Regions from separate parts of the Homo sapiens genome. Here region 1 is linked to region 2. Evidence: chromatin loops called from intact Hi-C (ENCODE). Cell type or tissue: heart left ventricle. All regions are shown on one strand.

Region 1 (8,000 bases), 70 kb after region 2:
CATCCCTTCACTTTCAGCATCTATGTGTCTTTATAGGTGAAATGAGTTTCTTGTAGGCAGCATGTATCTGGGTCTTGTTTTTAAAATCCATTCACCCACCCTGTGTCTTTATTTGGGTTTTATTTGAGATGGAGCCTCACTCTGTCCCCCATGCTGGAGTGCAGTGGTGTGATCTCGGCTCACTGCAACCTCCAACTCCCTGGTTCAAGCGATTCTTCTGCCTCAGCCTCCCAAGTAGCTGGGACTACAGGCGTGCACCACCATGCCTGGCTAATTTTTGTATTTTTAGTAGAGACGGTTTCACTATGTTGGCCAGGCTGGTCTCAAACTCCGGACCTCATGATCCACCCGCCTCGGCCTCCCAAAGTGTTGGGATTACAGGCGTGAGCCACTGCGCCCGGCCTATCCTGTGTCTTAATTGGAGCATTTAGTTCATTTATATTCAGTATTATTGATAGATAAGGTTTTACTACTCTTATTTTGTTACTTGTTTTCTAGTTGTTTTTAACTTTTCTTCTGCTTCTTTTCTTACTGTCTTTCTTTGTGGTTAGGTGATTTTCTCTTAAGAGTACATTTTAATTTATTGCTTTTTATCCATTTTTGCTCTGTGGTTACCAAGAGGCTTATAAATAAACATCCTGTAGTTATAGCAAGTATTTAAAACTGATAATCAACTTAACTTTGATTGGAAAAAAAACACACAAAAGTGAACATTAACTTCCTTCTCCCCCTTCATTTTGAATTTCTGATGTCACAGTTCACATTTTTATATTGCCTATCTTGTAACAAATTGTTGTAGTTATTATTTTTAATAGTTTTGTCTTTTAGTCGTCTTACTACAGATATTAGTGTTTTAAACACTGCAAATACAATATTAATATAACACTCATTTTAGTGTTTCTTCCAGTTTGAAGAAGTTTTTAAAGCATTTCTTATTGGACAAGTCTGATTATGGTAAATTCCCTCAGCTTTTGTTTGTCTAAGAAAGTCTTTATTTCTCCTTCAGTTTTGAAGGATAATTGTGCTGAGCACAGTAATCTTGGTTGACAGTTTCTTCTCCACCAGCATTCCAAATATATTCTTCCACATTTTCCTGGCTTATAAGGTTTCTGCTGATAAGTCTGCTACCAGGCATATTGGATCTTCCTTGCATGTTATTTACTTCTTTCCTTTCAGTGATTTCAGAAGTTTTTCTTTGTGCCTTTGACCTTTGTGAGTTTGATTATAATGTGTCCTAGAGTAGTCTTCTTTGTGTTTAATCTAATTAGTGATCTTTGACCTTAGTCTACCTGAATATTTATATCTTTTTTCAGGTATGGAAAGTTTTCTGTTATCATTTCCTTGTATAAGTTTTCTACCCCTTTGTCTTTCTCAGTCCTTCTTTGACTTCAGTAACCTGAATATTTGCCCTTTTGATGTTGTCCCATAGATTTTGTAAGCTTGCTTGCTTCCTTTTCTTTTTTTTTCTCTTCTCACCATATTTTTAATCATTTTTCTTTGAACTCACTGATTCTTTTATTTGGTTAATTCTGCTTCTGTTGCTCTCTATTGAGATTTTCGCTTCATTAATTTTTTTTTTTTAGTTGCAGGATTTCTGGTTTTTTAAAAAAGTTATTTGAGTCTCTTATATTTCTTTCATAATTTTCTGAATTGATTCTTCATGTTTTCTTTAAGTTCTTTGAGCTGTCTTCAAACAGGTATTTTGAATTTTTGGAGAGATCACATATCTCGGTCACTTTCAGGTTAGTCTGTGGTACCTTATTTTGTTCTTTTGGTGTGATGTATTTCCCTAAATGTTCTCAATGCTTTAGAAGTGTGATGATGTCTGAGCATTGAGGGATTTGTAATTTATTTTAGTCTTCCCAGCCTGGCTTTGTTTGTGCCTGTCCTTCTTCAAGAGGCCTTCCAGGGATTCTAAAGCTGACTTACTATTGCATTCTCTGAGCCTCTGACCAATTACAGCCATCTCAGCACTAGAGTATGCTTTAAGCCCAGGTTTTCTGAGTCCTGCAAGGGCACCAAGGTTGACACAGCTTTCTGGCCCAGATGGACCTCGGGAAGACCCAAGGGAGGTAGTTGGGCTGCCTGGGAATGCTGTCCAGACACCTGAAGCCAGAAGACTCTCCTAGTGGTCCTGATAGGTATGCCTCCCAACAAATCTCTGCACAGATGGGATAGGTCCCTGACTACAAAGAGAGTGGCTGGAGTTGAGACTGTGCGTCTTTGGAATCTACTGTGGAAAGGAGGCTGATTGGCTCACCTCATTGGCTCAGATTAGCATGCATCACCCAACAGGTCCCAGTATCTGGGCAGTTTCTTGACTGCAGCAAGAGGGCTTGGAGCCAAGACTGGGCCCCTTCAGTATCTACTATGGATATGCCTGTCACATGGATCCAGTTGGGCGTGTGTCTCCCAGCAAGTCCCTCCATAGATGGAATGATTCCCTGACTACAGCAGGAGAGGCTGGAGGTGTGACTGTGCCCCCTTGGGATTTGCTGTGGGACAGAGGATTGAGAGCCTGGTCTTGGCTCAGAGGGGTGTGCATCGCCCTGAATGTTCCTGCACATACAGGATATTTCCCCAACTGCAGTGAGACGAGCCAAAGCTGAAACTGCACCACCCTGGGATCTGCTGTTGGATGGAGGTTGATGTGCTTGTCATGTTGGCTCAGATGGGCGTATGTCTCCCAGCAGGTCTCTGCATAGACAGGAGGGTTCCCTAACAGCAGGAGGAGGGTCTGGATCTGAGACTGGACCCTCTCAGGATCTGCTGTGGGATGGTGGCTGGAGAACCTGGTCTGAGCATGCATCTCACCAGTAGACCCTGTAGACAAGATAGTTTCCTGGTTGCAGCAGGAAAGGCTGGAGCTGAGACTGGGCTCCCTCAGGATCTCCTGTGTTGCAGAATCTGGAGAGCCTGTCTTGTTTGCCCGGACAGATACCCCTCTTCCAGCAGATCTCTGCACAGAATTATTTTCAGACCACAGCAAGAAGGGTCAGAGCTGAGAATGGACCACCTGAGGATCTGCTGTGGGATGGAGGTTGGCGTGCCTGTCTCATTAGCTCAAATGGGCACCCATCTCCCAGCAGGTTCCTGTTTCTGCACAGATAGGATGCATCCCCTACTGCAGCAGGAGGAGCTGAGGCTGAGTCTGGGGCCTCCCTTGGGATCTGTGGCATGGAGTCTGGAGCCCCTTGTCTCATTGACTCAGAGACACACCCACAGGAGATAACTTTTCAACTTCTAGTAAGCAATCATTTGAATCATTAAGTATTTTTGGTGTATTATACATAACCACACTTAATTACAATTCATACCTGTACCTTCTTATTGCTACCCATATTTGAGGAATAGGTCTTTCCCTTCTTTCCTTCTATATTTAAAACCTTTTATCTATATTTTCTTCTCATGCCTTGAGTCTAATCTCAAACCTTGTTCTCTTCTTGATCTTTGCTAACTTTGTTGTAAATGTGCTCCTATCCCACTATTGAAACAAACAGGCAAACTCTCCAACATTCGCCTTATCTATCCTCATTTCAGCTGAATTTCTTGACAGTGTAGTTCACACTTCTTTATCTCTGATGCATTCAGCTGCTCTCACCACGTTTTTAAAATCCAGTGGGCACGAGTCACCCATGACCTTTTAGTTGCCAAATCCAGTGAACACTTTTCAGTTCTTGTCTGACTTATCTCTGGCATTTATCAGTGTTGACCTTACCATAACTCTGAAACTTTTCCTGTCTTGCTTAGCTTATGTGATACCTTTTCCCTCAGGTTTTTCTTCTTTTCTGGCTCCTCTTCTTCCTTTTCCACAGCTGGCAATTCCTACTCTTACAGCTCTTCTAATGTTTTCCTTTCCTTTCCTTTATCTTTAGGCAAAGGCTATGGTGTGTGTGTGTGTGTGTGTGTGTGTGTGTGTGTGTGTGTGTGTGTGTGTGTGTTCTAGCAACCTCTTTCAAATGAATTCCAATGGATTCTAACACTAAGCTGGAGTGTCAGGTACTACTTGTGATTTCTTCTCTTTTATCTTCCTGGGAGTTTTACAGAATCTACAGTAGTGATCACTACTTCCCACAGTCTTTTCCTGACACTTTCTTTCTCCCTTTCTCCAGTTTATTCACTTCTCTTTTAGATTACAGGACAATTTTCCTCTGTTCTCCGTACATCCAGCCTGGCTGTCCTCCAGTCTGTGTTCCATAGAGCTACTGAAAACCCTACTAAGAAACAAATTTTGTAATACCATTTCCTTACAATGCTTCAGTAATTAATGTTAACATTTAGGTTAAAAACAGCCTTATCATTAAGAAAACTTTTAAACTGATTTAAAATTTATATAATGTGAAATCATTTTAAAGTATACAATTCAGTGGCATTTACTGCATTCACAATGCTGCACAACCACAACCATAATTTCTAAATAATTCTAAGTTTTCATCACCCCAAAGGGAAACTCCATACCCATCAAGCAGTCATTTGTCATTCTCCCCTCCAGCTAGCCCCGTTCATCCATTAATCAGCTTTCTGTGTCCGTGGGTTTACCTATTCTGGAGGTTTCATATACATGAAATCATCACTATATGTGACCTTTTCTGTCTGGTCTTTTACTTAGAATAATGTCGTGGAGGTGCATCCCATTTTGTTGCATATATTAGCACTTCATTTTTTTGATTGAATAATGTTCCATTGTATAGCTATACCACATTTGTTATTCATTCATCAATTGATGGACATTCGAGTTGTTTCTGCCTTTTGAATGCCTGATTTTGATTCATTTTTGTAGAGTCCTTAGGTTTTCCTAAGTATAAGATCATTTCGTCTGGGAACAAGGCTAATTTAATTTCCTCTTTTTCAATTTGGATGCCCTTTATTTCTTTGTCTTACCTAAATGCTTTGGCTGATTCATTTTGGGCAAATACCTGGGAAGAGTGTTTAATTGCTGGGTCATATGGTAATTCTATATTTAACTTTTTAAGGAAATGCCAAACTGTCTACTACAACATCTACAATAAGATAAATTTTCACCAGCAACTTATGAGGGTTCCAGTTTGTGTACATCCTCACTAACTCTTGTTATTTTATTTTCCAGTTTTAAATACTATTAATATCTAACTCAGTGGGTATAAAGTTATATCTCATTGTATTTATGATTTGCCTTTTCCTAATGACTAATGATATTGTAAATGTTTTCATGTGCCTGTTGCCCATGCATACATCTTTTTGGGAGAAATGTATATTCAACTTACTTTCCCGTTTTTTATTTGAGTTTTATTTTTAACCAAGAAATACCTTTTAAGTGATCAGACCTGGAACCTTGCCAGGTTTAATGATTATCAAAGCAGAGCCATATTTTGACTTTTGATGTTATCTATTATTATAGTCTTGTTATTCATAATTACTTGAATATTATCAGCATCTCTAGATCCTTTGTAGTTAAAACATAGTAAAGTATTTTAAGTCTTTATACTAAAATAGTACGTCTTGAAAGTTTTAATATAGAACACTCTGCTTAGCATTTCTTTATAACCTAAAATGCAATTAATAAAAGGGTGTCATTTCCTCTGCCAATTAAGTAGCCTTCATTGGTTGATATTGAACAAATTGCTGATACTTATTTCTGTGATGTTTACTTTTTAAAAAAAATATTTTTTGCTTTCTTTTTAACACTTCCAAACAATTGCTAGGTTAATTTGTCAGTTGCAAATCTGAAATAAAATTGTTTTTAGCAGTCTTTCAAATAAAATTTTCGTTGAGACTAAAGAGATCCTGGATTACAATCAACATTTGTAGATATGTCATACATAGAGAACCAAAAAAAAATTATAAATCTGATATAAATATCAGTGTGCCATACAGGCATGGTGGCTCATGCCTGTAATCTCAGCATTTTGGGAGGCTGAGGCAGGTGGATCACTTGAGTCTAGGAGTTCGAGATTAGCCTGGGCAACATGGTGAAACCCCATCTCTATAAAAAATACAAAAATTAGCCAAGCATGGTGGTACACACCTGTAGTCCCAGCTGTTTGGGAGGCTGAGGTGGGCGGATTGTTTGAGCTTGGTAGGCAGAGGTTACAGTGAGCCAAGATTGTGCCTCTGCACTCCAGCCTAGGTAACAGAGCGAGACCCTGTCTCAGAAAGCAAAACAAAAACGCCCAAATATCAATGTGCTATGAAACCACACATTGTATGTGTTCATTCCCACAAATTGGAGCATTTTAAGAAGCGCTCTAAATTAGTTTATGTCTTGCTTTTCTTCTTATGTTCTGTAGATTCTTTAGTACTCCATAAGAAAAATTTGCTATAGAAAGCATAAAAACTGCAAATGCATTATATCCTCCATGAAACCAGCTTTAATTTAGTTGCTAAACCCTGATCATTGTTGCACTATACACTCAGAAAATGTATAGCAGTGACTATTTTGTAAATATGAAGAGTTCATATTCAGCACATTCAGCAATGGTTTATATCTAAAATGATTTTTGAAGAATGCTTTAAAAAACTTCTTTGCCTAGAGTCTTTAAAGCTGGCACTTTAAAACTATGTTTCATGGATTGTCAGTTGGAATGGACTTCAGGAGGTCCATAAGTCCATGAAATTACAGTTTTTTAACATGAATTTTTCTGAGGATACATGATTTTTATCATACTCTCAAAAGAATCTAAAACTCAAAAATGGTTAAGAGACACTTAAATAAAATGTTGATAAAGGCCATGGTCATTGATTCTCATTCTTCAGAAGCTTTGCATGTGTGAGTTTACCTACTCACTAAAATGTACTTGTAAATCCAAAACCAGTACTCGGTGCTTTTGCAGTCATTTGTAAACATATTTGGAGAAGCAAAAATTTTGAGTTACCTTATGTGTTCATTCCTCTCTGAGGTCAAAGAAGGTGATGGTTTGCCTTGTTTCAGCTGTCATACTGTAAACAAGTGTCCTTTTCAATGCGTATTTAGTGCCATATTAATCACATTTTTTGTTGTTGATTTTTCTGTTTAAAATGGTTCCCAAGCATAGTGCAGATATGCTGTCTAGTGTTTCTAAGCATAAGAAGGCTGTGATACACCTGAGAGAATAAAAATCTGTAATAGACAAACTTGGTTCAGGCATGAGTTACACTGCTGTTGACTGTGAGTTTATTGTTAATAAATCAAATATGAAGTATCAATATCTGTATAAATAGTTAAATATAATTATATATAGATGTAAATATAAATTGTTAAAATACGGAATCTTTAAACAGAAACATACATTTTAGAAATTATGTATTGGCATTGGTTGACCAAGATGATGTTTGGAGAGGTTTTCAGGAAACTAACCCTGTCTTTTTCCCAGGAACAATAATTCTGCAGGAGGCAGAACCTGTTGTCTAGGTTGGAGTACAGTGGCATGAACATGGCTCACTGCAGTTTTGACCTCCTGTGCTTCTTCTGCCCCAGCTTCCCAAGTAGTTCAGGCTACAGGCACATGTCACCATGCCTGGTAATTTTTGTATTTTTTGTAGAGACAGGGTTTTTCTTGCCCAGACTGGTCTTGAATTTCTGGGCTCAAACAATCCTCCCATCTTGGCCCCACAAAGTACTGAGATTAGAGATGTGAGCCTCCATGCCCAGCTATAGTTAACCTTTTGCAGTGTTTTTTTTTTTAACTTAATGTTTCTAAATTTCTTCTAGGGTAAACATTTACTACGTAGAGGCTGTGTGTCATTTACCTCTTCATGGTATCACACATCAGATACTTCTAACATAATCATGATAAATGTTAGTGGTTTCATGGTCTTATTTACACTCCAGCTCTACCAGAATTCACTAATCTACTTCAAGTTTCTGTCTGAAATATTCTTTTTTTTTTTTTGATACAGAGTCTCACTTTGTTGCCCAGGCTGGAGTGCCGTGGCCCCATTTCAGATCACTGCAAACTCTGCCTCCTGTGTTCAAGTGATTCTCCTGCCTCAGCTTCCCAAGTAGCTGGGACTTACAGGCACACGCCACCACACCCAACTAATTA
Region 2 (8,000 bases):
AATAAGTGCTATGGGAGATTTTTTGCCAAATAATTTAAAATGGAAAATGTTTTGTAATATATTTTATTGCCCATATGTAAAATACGTACTAAAGAATATAGGAGTTTTTGGCTCATTATTATCTTTAGCTCATAAAAATAAACAAAAGAGGCTGGGTGCGGTGGCTCACGCCTGTAATCCAGCACTTTGGGAGGCTGAGGTGGGCGGATCACGAGGTCAGGAAATCAAGACCATCCTGGCTAACACGGTGAAACCCTGTCTCTAATAAAAAATACAAAAAATTAGCCGGGTGTGGTGGCAGGCACCTGTAGTCCCAGCTACTCGGGAGGCTGAGGCAGGAGAATGGCGTGAACCCAGGAGGTGGAGCTTGCAGTGAGCTGAGACCGCACCATTGCACTCCAGCCTGGGTGACAGAGTGAGACTCCGTCTCAAAAACAACAACAACAACAACAACAATAACAACAAAACCCTAATGTCACATATAACAAAAAGAAAGCATTTTCTACCAAAACATTATATAGATTGTTATGAGTTATAGGTAAGTGGAAAGCAAGCATAAACCATATGAAATTATTTTATATGCAGGATGTACAGCAGTGGTCAAATCTTAATGATAATTGTCAGTAACTGGGGAGAATATTGTGATTATTGAAGTATTGATTTTTTTTCAAATATTTTTATATTACATGTGGTAACTTTTTATAATCTTGTTTTATATCTACTTTAGTATGATAGCTTTACCATACTAGATATTCTATGAGGGGTAGACAGTTGGCAAAGGATGTGATATTGATTCTAATTTTGGCTACCTTTGTATTATGTGTATCATAATGATTTCACGCTTCAGTTTTCTCATCTGTACAGTATTTTGTTCTTCGTGACTTTTCTTGCAGGAATGAAAGGAGGTAGCATGGAACAAAGAAAAAAGTGTATCATATTGTAAAACAGGAAATTTTAAAGTCCTAGAGTTCAGATTTTAAATCCAAGATGTCATTTTTGAGGTAAATTTGTCAGGTCTCCCTGGGACACAGAATGACTGCATCACTAGAATCATGAGCCCGTGGGATTGTTTTTTTCTTTTTCTCAAATGTATTTATTTAACATCTCTCTCCCTCTCTACTTACCTACCTGCCTACCTACCTACTTACCTCTGTTGTGAAACTTTTGGGAGCTCAGTATTGTCTACTATACCAAGAATACCAGTCCTTTACTCATTTTTTTGCATTACAAAGATCATATGGAATATACTGGAGGGGAATTTAGGTCTTTTGGTTCTGTGTTAGAAGAGCCCATTTTGTTTTTCCCTGCATGTGGTAGTCGGTGTATAGGCCTGTTTCTGTGATGGGAAGATGACACCTTTTGTCAAATCTCTATCCTTTTTGTATGTCAAGGAATCATTTCTTTGCAGTGAAGTAGAGTGTGCCCTGTAGTATAGCACTCTGTGTCCTTAGTCATAGCAATATTGGAGGATTGGAGAGTTAATCATGTTTGAGAAGTTAGGGGACTTGTTCTTTCAGCATCTATTTAATGAATCTGCTTGTATTTTTGATATCCTAATGTGTCCCAACACTGAACTCCTAATCTTTCCTCTAAAACCTGTTCCACCTGCAGCCCTCTCTATTTCACTTGATGGCAGTTTTATCCTTCTCGTTATTCAGGATAAAAACCTGAGACTCATTCTTGTTTTTCCTCTTTCTCTTATATCCCACATCTAATCCTTAAGGAAATTATACTGGCACCACTTGTGAAATATATCCTGAAATCTGATCACTTATACCATCTAAATCGCTAAAGTCATCTGTACCCCCACCTCTCTTTTGTGCCACCATCATCCTTTGCCTAGATTTTTGCAGTAGCTTCTTAGTTACTTTCTTTCCACCTTTGCTGCCTTCAATATCTTGTCAGCACAACAGATTGGCGGACATTTTAAAAACGTAAGTCAGATAATGACACTCTAATAAAAATGAGAAAGGTTTAAAAATAGTAAAGATAGGAAGCCTGGACAACATGGTGAAACACCATCTCTACAAAACTAGCTGAGTGTGGTGGTGCATGCTTGTGGTCAGCTACTCAGGAGGCTGAGGCAGGAAGATTGATTGAACCTGGAAGGTTGAGGCTGCAGTGAGCTGTGATTGTATCACTTCACTCCAGCCCCCGTGACTGATTGAAACCCTGTCTCAAAAAAAAAAAAAAAAAAAAAAAAAAAAGGAAATATTATTTGCAGGTGAAATGGTTGTATTTAGAAACAAGAACATTTAAGTGGCAGGTAGTTACAGAATTGATACACACAAATATATTTTTTATACTTTTGTATGTTTAAAAAAGCCACAAATTACAAATTATGTTAACAGCAATATAAAAAGAATGAAACATGAGTGGGGTTTATTCTAAGCTGAGTTGTTCAAAATTAGGGTATCTATTAACATAATTTACGATGCTTCTCAGAGGGTTTCTGTTGTTCACTCAGTGACTGCAGACCCACTAGTACTAATGAACTACTCTCTTAACTTGTTATTGAACTACACCTTCTCCAATGAGTCTGAGTCTTTAACATTGCATACTCTTTTAATCTGCCTTGGGGTACTATATAGAGCTTTCTTATATCTTATAGTTACTCTTTTATTAGAGTTAAAATACTTCTTTATGTTAAACTTCTGTTTACCTTACTCTGTGATTTATATCTTTTGATTAGAAAAGACTAATGTACCATATTAGTAGGTTTTTGGATAAATTTTTATATTATTTTCATAGATGCTAGAAGAGCATTTGCCAAAATTCATCATTGATTCTTTTATTAACTTTTTGTGAATTAAAGTATAACATACATAGAAAGGTATAAAAATCATAAGTGTACAGCTGAAAGAATTACTGCAAAGTAAACATACTTGCTTAACTACCATTTAGTTCTAGAAATAGAACTTGGCCAGCAGCCCAGAAGCACCCCTCACCCCCACCTTCTTCCCCAAAGGTATCTTCTGTCCTGACTTCTAACATTGGAGATTACCTTTGCTGTTTTAAACTTTAAATATATGGAATCATATAGTGTGTACTTTTTGTCTCTGGCTTCTTTGGCTCATCATTATAAGCTTTATCCACATTGTTGAACATAGCAGTGCTTTTGTTCATTTTCTTTTCCATGTCCTATTCCATCATATGAATTTATCTCAGTTTATTTTTATATTCTACTGTTGATGATGAATATTTGGGTTGTTACTAGTTTGGCCATATTACAAATAATGTTGGTATGTGAACATTCTTGGGTGTGTCTTTTGGTGCTCATATGCACATATTTCTTTTCTTTCTTTTTTTTTTTTTTTGAGATGAAGTCTTGCTCTTGTTGCCCAGGCTGGAGTGCAATGGCACAGTCTCGGCTCATTGCAACCTCCACCTCCCGGGTTCAAGTGATTCTCCTATCTCAGCCTCCCAAGTAGCTGGGATTACAGGCACACGCCACCATGCCCAGATAATTTTTGTATTTCTGGTAGAAATGGGGTTTCACCGTGTTGGCCAGGCTAGTCTTGAACTCCTGACCTCAGGTGATCTGCCTGCCTTGGCCTCCCAAAGTACTGGAATTATAGGTGTGAGCCACCACCCCTGGCCCAAAGTGTTATCTTTAGAACAGCAGAAATGGGAGTTCCAGTTTTTCCACTGTTATTTTCTATCTTCAGACAAACAACTGTTTAGTTATACTGGTAAACTGGCAGTGGTATATCATTGTAGTTTTAATTGTATTTCCTTGACCATGACCACTAATAAAGTTAAGCTTTTAAAAATTTATTTATATGTTGATCAATTAGATATACTTCTTTGTGAATTACTTAAGTTTTTTACCCAGTTTTCTATTGGGTGTTTAAGAATATTTTATATTTATTTATGTATTTATTTTTGAGACAGGGTCTTGCTCCGTTGCTCAGGCTGGAGTGCAGTGATGTGATCTCGGCTCACTGCAGCCTCCGCCTCCTGGGTTCAAGTGATTCTCCCACCTCAGCCTCCTCAGCAGCTAGGACTACAGGCGTATGCCATCATGCCTGGCTGATTTTTGTATTTTTTGATAGAGCTGGGGTTTCACCCTGTTGGCCATGCTGGTCTCGAACTCCTGAACTCAGGTGATCTGCGTGCCTCAGCCTCCCAAAGTTCTGGTATTCATCTGCAAGCCACCACGTCCGGCCTGTTTAAGAATTTTTAATGAATTTGGCTGGATGTGGTGGCTCACACCCGTAATCCCAGCACTTTGGGAGGCCAAAGCGGGCAGATCACCTGAGGTCAGGAGTTCGAGACCAGCCTGGCCAACATGGTGAAACCCCGTTTCTACTAAAAATACAAAAATTAGCCGGGCATGGTGGCACGTGCTTGTAATCCCAGCTGCTTGGGAGGCTGAGGTGGGAGAATCACTTGAACCTGAGAGGCGGAGGTGGCAGTGAGCCAAGATCACTTTATTGCACTCCAGACTGGGCGACAAGAGCAAGACTCTGTCTCAAAAAAAAAAAAAATTTTTTTAAATGAAAAATCTCTGTACTCAGGGCTATGACACTTTTTGGTTGGCATATGTCTTTTTGGACTTGTTCTTTCATTCTTTAAATGGTGTCTTTGATGAACCGATGTTCTTCATTTTAATATGGACCCTCTTTTTGGTGTTCCTCCCTTTTTTTAGTTTTCAGAAGATATTGTCTATGATTGGTTTTACTTCTATTGGTTTTATTTCTTAAATGTTTGGTGGAATTCACTGGTGATACCCTTGAAGCCTGGAGTTTTCTTTGTAGGAATGTTCCATTAAAAAAAAAATACTTAAAGGGCTTTTTAGATTTTTTTTCACTTCTTAAATCAACTTTGGTAAAATTTCTTTTTCTAAGTATTTGTACATTTTGTCTTAAGTGTTAAAATGCGTTAGCATAACCTTTTCCCTACAGTATCTTTCTGTGATTTTTAAATATGCATATGACCTATCATTTCTGCTAATGATTATTTGTGCCTTCTTTGTAAGAGTTCATCAATTTTATTAGCGTTTCAAAGAACTAACTTTGGCTTTGTTGGTTCTCTGTAGATCATGATGTATGTTTTCTATTTCCACGTATTTAGCTCCTTTTTTTTTTTTTTTTACTTTCTTTGGGTTTCATTTGCAGTTTTTTTCCTTACCCTAACCCTACAGTTGTTTTTAAAAAAAGATTCTTGAGATGGATACAGGACCATATAAAAAATTTTTTTTATGCATGGCAAGAAGTTTGCATAAAGTCAGAAGACAAATTACAAACTTGTAAAAAAATTATTTAATACCAATTACATCAAAGTCCAAGGCCTACTTCTTTAATATGTAGTGAGTTTCTAAAAGTCAATAAGAAGGAAATAATTATGTATTAAAAATGAGCAATGTTTGTGAAGAGTTGATGTGTAGAAAAGTTAATATTAATGGCAGTAAAACATATGAAAGGATGTTCATCGTCTCATGAGGAATTCAAAATAAACCTTCTATTATTAAATTGGCAAGTATTTTAAAAATCAGTAATAAGTAGTATGGGCAAAGTTATAGAGAATAGGCGCTTTCATAAGCTATCATAAGGATATAAATTGCTACAACCTCTTTGAAGGAGAAGTTTACATTATTTATCAAAATTTTAAGTATTCTTTTTTTTTTTTTTCTTTTTTTTTGAGATGGAGTCTTGCTCTGTCACCCAGGCTGGAGTGCAGTGGCGCCATCTTGGCTCACTGCAAGCCCCGCCTCCCAGGTTCACACCATTCGCCTGCCTCAGCCTCCGGAGTAGCTGGGACTAGAGGCTCCCGTCACCACGCTGGGCTAATTTTTTTTTGTATTTTTAGTAGAGACGGGGTTTCTCCGTGTTAGCCAGGATGGTCTTGATCTCCTGACCTCATTAACCGCCCCTCTCGGCCTCCCAAAGTGCTGGGATTACAGGCGTGAGTCATCGCGCCCGGCCCTTAAGTATTCTTTAATTCACGAACTATGTGTATAAAGATGTTTATTTCCATATTACCTATAAAAGCCAAAAAACTAGACATAACCTAAATGTTTATTCTAGAGACTAGGTTGTAGCTACCCAATGGAAAACTATGTAGCCACTAAAAGGCAATAGACTGTTGGTACTGGTTGTTACAGAACAAGCTCCAGGAAAGTTTTTTTGCAGAAATACACATTTTATTAAACGAGTTTGTGGGTGAAGTGTTTGTATTTTGTGTGTGCATAGTAAGTTTCTGAAGTGCATAACTTTGTGTATCTCACTAGGTAAATTTGAGTGTTGTATTTATGGAGTTGGATTTACAACATCTGGTATTTACTATTCAGTATCACTTTAGGTTATGTTTCGTTTTCTCACTTATATTGTAAGCTCATAGAAAATGGAAGATATGGACTGTGTTTTATGCTTCATAATTTTCTCCACATTGCCTAGCATAGTATATTGAGTGTGAAACAGACTTGGTTTTTAAAAAACAATTTAAGAACAAATTTAACACTAAATATTTGTTTTCCAGTTTCAGAACCTGTTCACATTATCTTTGGTGAGCTGTATTGTAGCTCTCTGTAGTAGATAGGTATAATACTCATTAATTTATTCATATGTTACCATAGGGCGAACTGAGCCCAAGTGAATAAGTGAGTTATTTAAAGTAGGGGTTGGCAAACTATGAGCTGTGGGCTAAATTTGTCCCACCTCTTGTTCTTTATGGCCTAGAAGTTAAGAAAGGTTTTTATATGTTTTAATGTTTGGGAGAAGAAAGCATATTTTATGACACATGAATGTTATATGAAATTTAAATTTTAGTGTTCATAATTAAAGTTTATTAGAAGACACTGATGCATATTCCTTTATGTATTGTCTATGGCTGCCTTCCCACCACTATGGCAGAATTGAGTCGTTGCAACACAGATTGGAGTTGGCATTTTCATTGCTTCACACTGCTGCTTGGCATACTACACATCTCAGTAATGCAGTTATAATTCAACAGTGTTTCAAGTGCCATATGTATTGCTGTGCTATAACACTGTATTTTTTTTTTATTACTAGGGCATACCTATATGTCAAAACAAGAAAAGGAGAAAATCTCATGGTTTTAAAGCACAGTGGACTGGGGATTATTTTATCCAATTAGATGGTAAAGCATTAGGTTTATTATGCCCTTCTAAAGAAATAGAATATATATTGCCATTACCAGGCTAAGCACTTACAGTGTTCCAAATTCATAGGAACATAATTCTCATAAAAATTCAAAAATTTGAAATGTAATATGTTACAACAGCAGAATTTTTCATGCACTCACTTTTTCTCTCACTCACTCTCACACTGAAAAGGAGGCTGGACTTAATATAAGATTTTGAATGACCCATTTGTTAGCAAAGCAAGGAGAGCTATTTACTAATGGTAAGTTAGTAAATTTTCATTGTAGCAGCTAAAGAATATTTTCAGAAAAAAATTACATTTTTAAAAATATCATTAGCCATTTGGTGACCATAGTTGCTTTAAGAATTGAGGACATTAGGCTCGTTGCAGTGGCTCACACCTGTAACCCCAGCATTTTGGGAGTCTGAAGCAAGAGGATCACATGAGCCCAGGCGTTCAAGACCAGCCTGCGCAACATAGTGAGACCCTATCTTTTCAAAAATAAAAATAAAAAGAGTATTGAGGATTTTAGGCCAGGTGTGGTGGCTCATGCCTGTAATCTCAGCACTTTGAGAGGTGAAGGTGGGAGAATCCACTTGAGCCCTGGAGTTTAAATTCAGCCTGGACAAATGGCAAGACCCTATCTCTACCAAAAAAACCCCCCAAAAAAACAAAAACAAAAACAAACCAGAATTGAGGACATTAGCCAGGCATGGTGGTGTGCACTTGTAGTCTTAGCTTCTTGGGAGGCTGAGATGGGAGGATCCGTTTGATCCCAGGAGTTTGAGTTCAGCCTGGGGAGCATAGCAAGACCCCATCTCTAAAATAAAAACAAAAAAGTGAATTGAGGACATTGGGTGTAACATCGGTAGTCAGTTAAAGAAGATAGTGGTT

What was found. A loop is a pair of places that touch in the nucleus more often than their neighbours do. Peaks named below come from ENCODE experiments on the same cell type or tissue, not always from the same donor. Only the 100,000 strongest peaks of a DNase experiment are listed, where the experiment ranks them.
Region 1: it touches region 2 in a loop (2.2-fold over the local background); 2 of 110 quality-filtered maps call a loop at or near these places.

The regions. Positions count from the first base shown.
Region 1 is chr10:74,360,801-74,368,800 of GRCh38, forward strand. All of the region lies in intron 4 of ADK (adenosine kinase), which reads left to right. Among named protein-coding and RNA genes, the nearest start is that of ADK-AS1, 160 kb to the right of the region's middle. In heart left ventricle, no CTCF peak of the experiment used is centred here; no DNase peak of the experiment used is centred here.
Region 2 is chr10:74,290,987-74,298,986 of GRCh38, forward strand. The region is part of intron 3 of ADK (adenosine kinase); the gene reads left to right. Among named protein-coding and RNA genes, the nearest start is that of ADK, 140 kb to the left of the region's middle. In heart left ventricle, no CTCF peak of the experiment used is centred here; no DNase peak of the experiment used is centred here; H3K27ac peaks cover 1,441 bases.